Linked DNA regions of Homo sapiens: region 1 is linked to region 2. Evidence: read pairs that join two places in POLR2A ChIA-PET (ENCODE). Cell type or tissue: Panc1. All regions are shown on one strand. Region 1 overlaps ALOX5 (arachidonate 5-lipoxygenase). Region 2 has its middle 45 kb from the start of MARCHF8.

What was found. Peaks named below come from ENCODE experiments on the same cell type or tissue, not always from the same donor. Only the 100,000 strongest peaks of a DNase experiment are listed, where the experiment ranks them.
Region 1: POLR2A ChIA-PET joins it to region 2 with 6 read pairs; 5 of 35 experiments call an interaction of 5 or more read pairs at or near these places.

The regions. Positions count from the first base shown.
Region 1 is chr10:45,423,597-45,426,096 of GRCh38, forward strand. It overlaps ALOX5 (arachidonate 5-lipoxygenase), which reads left to right. Exons shown (of 14, transcript NM_000698.5): 5 at 445-551; 6 at 1,364-1,536. Among named protein-coding and RNA genes, the nearest start is that of ALOX5, 51 kb to the left of the region's middle. RefSeq lists an enhancer at 2,271-2,500. In Panc1, no CTCF peak of the experiment used is centred here; no DNase peak of the experiment used is centred here.
Region 2 is chr10:45,579,533-45,582,032 of GRCh38, forward strand. It overlaps a transcript of MARCHF8 not described here. Among named protein-coding and RNA genes, the nearest start is that of MARCHF8, 45 kb to the left of the region's middle. In Panc1, no CTCF peak of the experiment used is centred here; no DNase peak of the experiment used is centred here; H3K4me3 peaks cover 800 bases; H3K27ac peaks cover 1,933 bases.

The DNA of each region.
Region 1 (2,500 bases), 160 kb before region 2:
CCTCAGCACCAAACACGGAGCCATTTAGCAGAAAATACATGAGTTTTCAAGTCAATTGAACTGTTCATCGCCCCAAAAGCCAGGCAACACGGTAGAGCAGCTGGATCTCTGTTCGTAGAAGCTTTCTCAGGGACTGGCCCACCGAGTGGGGGACTGCAAGTGCCCGATGAGTGAATGAATGAACACATGTGTGAATGGAATTCAAGGCACTGCAGGCTATTCTGGAGGGTACTGGCCTGTCTCTTCGACAGGTGAGGTGCAGTAGAACAGCATCCCGTATAGATGCCAGTTTCTGACCTGGTTCTGAAAAGCCAGTCACCTACCTCTGCAGAGCTGCCTGGAGGGGGCGGGGGTTGTGAGGACCCCTGAGAGCTTGGTGTGAAGGGGCTCTGCAGAGGGAGGCATGGCTAGTGTGCGCAAGGTGACCTCTCTCCTGGTCTGCAGGATGGAGAACCTGTTCATCAACCGCTTCATGCACATGTTCCAGTCTTCTTGGAATGACTTCGCCGACTTTGAGAAAATCTTTGTCAAGATCAGCAACACTATTTCTGGTGAGTGTGCCTCTGGGGGCCCAAGTGGTGCTGGGGACAGGGGATGCTGCTCTCCTGTCTGATACTTGCCGGGAAATTGACAAGGGCCTTCCTGCCTGCTGCAGCATGGGGGCCTCGCTGCCACCATGCCACCCTGGACAGCACCCCCTACACTCCACACCTTTTACCATCACTGTGGTCACCCTTGTGCCCAGAGGTTTCTCCTCCTCAGATATTCAAGCTCGAGCACCCTCAACCTCATTTCACTATCAAAAGTCTCAAAAGTATCAGAACTTTTTCTTGGCACAAATCAATCATTTGTGCTTCTGAACAGAGCAAAGGCAGAACTTGGCTTGTGTTTTAGGTATTTACACAAAAGCAACTTTGGGTTCCTTTGGACTAGGATGTGTTTGATGAGAGCACTAGCTTCATAGTGGCCAGTCATGGCATGGGAAGGACGTTAGGAAGGCAGGAATGGCTGGACAAGAAGAGGTGCTGAAATCAGGACATGGGGAACCAAACTTGGCAAACTGCCCCCAGGGACTCTCCTCCACGCCCTCCTTCTTCCATCCTGGACACTCCATGCTGGGCTGAAGGACCTGAGTGCTCCAGGAGGCTTCTGAGCCACGAAGGGCCAGCTCAGGTATGATGAGTTGGTGCCACAGCCTGACCCAGTGATGGGCAGGGGGCAGCAGTTGGAGCTGTGCCCATCCAGGGAGCACTCGGGAGAGGAGACCAAGCAGGGACTCTGCTCTTAGGTGAGGTCAGGAGGGCCATGGCCCTGGCTGCCCTCTACTCAGAGCTCAGGGTGGGCCTCGCTTTTCTCCTGGTAGAGCGGGTCATGAATCACTGGCAGGAAGACCTGATGTTTGGCTACCAGTTCCTGAATGGCTGCAACCCTGTGTTGATCCGGCGCTGCACAGAGCTGCCCGAGAAGCTCCCGGTGACCACGGAGATGGTAGAGTGCAGCCTGGAGCGGCAGCTCAGCTTGGAGCAGGAGGTCCAGGTAGGGGTTGATGGGCTGGGGAAGTGGCCAAGGTCACAGTCTGTCAGGTGGAAGCCAGTTCCTCCTGGCCAGTGCTCATAGGCCACCAAGACGCTAACTGCAGGCCCATCTGGCCTACAGCAGCCGCTTCCTTTTCCTGGCAGCAGTGTCAGCCAGGGTCCTGGGCATTATGCAGACTGTCTTGTGCAACATCAGAGGAGGAATTGCGGGGAATGTTTCTCCATGATGCTCGAGTCTGGGAACATAATGTCAATATTTTCACTATCAGTATCAATAATTACAGGAGCTACCCTTGATTAGGGGCCTGTGGTGGGACAGGCATTGTGACAGGTGCTTTACACACAAGGTCATCAGTTGTCACCCACCTTGCAAAGGGGAGAACACTGGAGAAAGAAGCAGACCTTGTGTGAGAATAAAAAAGGGGCACGAGGAGAAACCCAACAGAATGGTTGATTTTCTCGTTAGAAATGCTGCTGCCCATGCTCCTGTCGCACCCTCCTCCCCACCCTCACCTGCAGACTCAGCTGCCTCCGGCTGCAAGGCTGACCTAGTCTTGAGACAGAAGAAGTTCAAACCAACTCCACCTGGATCTGGTGGGGCTCAGCAACAGGCGCTGGCCCATCAGCCTGCCTCTTCCCCATGGATCCAGCGTGATGGGGCCTCCTGCCACCCAGGCCCTGCTGCCTATCCCCAGGTGTCCAGGTGGCCTCTGCTGCTTCCAGTCTTTTGAGCTCAGCTTACCCTGAGGCCCTAGTTGGAGAGGGATGGTTGGTGCCCTTTAGAGATAAACCTACAGCCCCAGTACCTGGCCCACCTGAATCTAGAGGGCCACCCACCCAGCTGAAGTCCCTGGGCAAGTCTCCTGCCCCAGTGCAGGCAGTGTTTCCTAACCTCCTCCTCCTCCTGCACCCAACCAGGCCCAGAACACTTCCTGGTCATGTGAACAGCTGACAGTTACAATCCC
Region 2 (2,500 bases):
AAAGCAAAAACAAAAAGTCAATGAAAGATGAGATGTTTTCCACCTGTTAAATCGGTAATTTTCTTTTTAGAAAACATCAACATTGGCAAGGATGTCCTAAAATGGCCACTCAACACCTTGCTAGTGGAAGCATTAATTAGAATCTTTTAGGAAAGCAGTTCAGCAATATGAATCAAGAGCCTTAAAAATATCCACACCAGGCCAGGCGTGGTGGCTCACGCCTATAATCCCAGCACTTTGGGAGGCAGAGGTGGGTGGATTACCTGAGATCAGGAGTTCGAGACCAGCCTGGCCAACATGGTGAAACCCTGTCTCTACTAAAAATACAAAAGTTAGCCGGACGTGGTGGCGGGCATTGTAATCCCAGCTACTCGGGAGGCTGAGACAGGAGAATTGCTTGAACTCGGGAGGCGGAGGTTGCAGTGAGCCGAGATCATACCACTGCACTCCAGCCTGAAAGACTCCGTCTCCAAAAAAAAAAAAAAAAAAAAAAAAAAAATCCACAGTATTCTACTTCATGACACTATCTGAAAGAAATAATCTAAACTGTGGACTAAAATTTATGCTGAAGATATTCATCAAATGATAACTATAATAGCAAAATTCTTAAAATAATCCACATTAAACAATAGCGAAATCATTACGTAAACAACTTAGGATATAACCACAAAACGCAATATGCAGTCATTAGAAGTTATTTAAAATCAGGAAATATGACATAATAAATGTTAAGAGAATAAAGTTTACAAAATGGGCAGTTAGGATGATCTTAAGTAAAAAAAAAAATTCATAAAGCTCAGAACAGACATATTATAAACAGTGACTGTTTGAAAATGAAAATAAGTAGGGAATATGAACACCTGTCCCAGTCTCCAGTTTATGAGATCTCACCCCTCACCATCTGTGAACTACCACCGCTTACATGATGGTGCCTGTCTCACTCCCTGTGCACTCCAAGTATTTCTTGAGGCCATGGCACCATACCTGGCTGCATTCAGTAAACATTTGCTGCTTCAAATTTACAAACTCTCCCACCTCATTTCATATATGTAAAAAATGTATCTAGCTATTTAAGTCACCTGAAAACTGAAACTATATTGAATATGAAGTTCGTCAAGAACCAGTTTCACTTTTCTTTGCTTCTTTCAAATAAAAACATTAAGGAGGAAACATGCTTGGAGCTTTCGTTAACAACAGACTCCAAGGCAGGCTTGAGACAATATAAAGATACCACATACCTGATTAGTATTGTGCGCTAGGACCACCGGTGGTATTGTCAGTTTATTTTCATGTCAAAGATCATTTGCTTTAGCAGTCTAATCTTAGCTACCACAAAAAAACACACCCATCTGTGTGCTGCCAGAGCTTAGCCCCTACCCAGGGCCACACCTGACTCCAGCTCTGCCCTATTCCCCACTGATTCCACCTTCTACTTGGCAACTTTCTGCCTAATTAGCTAAGCAGAGCACAGTCAGGTAAGAGGAGGCTGTGAGCAAGGCTGGGAACACGGAGAAACCAGACAAGAGTAGGAAGACCTTAACCATGGCAGAGGACCAGCTGAGCGGTATTCGTAAGTCTGTGGTTCTCAACAGGGGCAGTTTATCACCCCAGGGGATTTTGCCAGTGTCTTGGAGATATTTTTAGTTGCCACAATTGTGGTGGTGCTAATGGCACCTAGTAGGAAGAGGCCAGGGATGCTACTGAACATCCTACAATACACAGAACAGTTCCCCACAACAAAGAATTATCCAACCCCAACTGTCAGCAGAGCTAAGGTCAAGAAATCCTACCACAGACTGATGCATCCACTAATACAGTGGAGTCTACTGCACAGTACAATTCAGCAGGAACAAGACACCCAGTGGTTAGAGGAGACCTGAGGTAGTTCAGGAAATGTAAACACACACATTACCTCCTCACTCAGATGCTAAGGTGATCAAAATTCTACCTCAAGAATTGGGAATGAGGGCATTGTAATTAATTAATTAATCAAATAAAACTAGTAAGAATGCTTTTTTCCCCAAGGGCTTGCTCCTATAAATATCTTATATTTCTTCAAAGACTGCTTCACAGCAGAAACTGTAAGAAGATAATACTATCAAAATTGCCCAGACTGGTAAACATCTCCAGAAAACTTGGCAACACACCCACATAATCAATGACAAATTTAATTTAGCTGTGTATCTCAACAGGCCCTTCCTACTAGGTGCCATTAGCACCCCCACAGTTGTGGCAACTAAAAACTCAAACTCAAAGTTCCCAGCTTAGTTTACGGGGAAAGTGTCAAGCTTTCAAAGATCACTCAAAAAGAAGAAAAGGGCTGCTTTCCCAGATGAATCATCAAGAACTACACAAGACTTAAAGGAGTAACATTTTCAAAACTGAGAACAGTACTTAGGCACTTCAACCAAAAAAAAAAAAAAAGCAGATTTTCAAAAAAGTATATGAATCATCATTATTATAATTTGGTTAAAGTAATGACCAATGAGTCACGCCACAA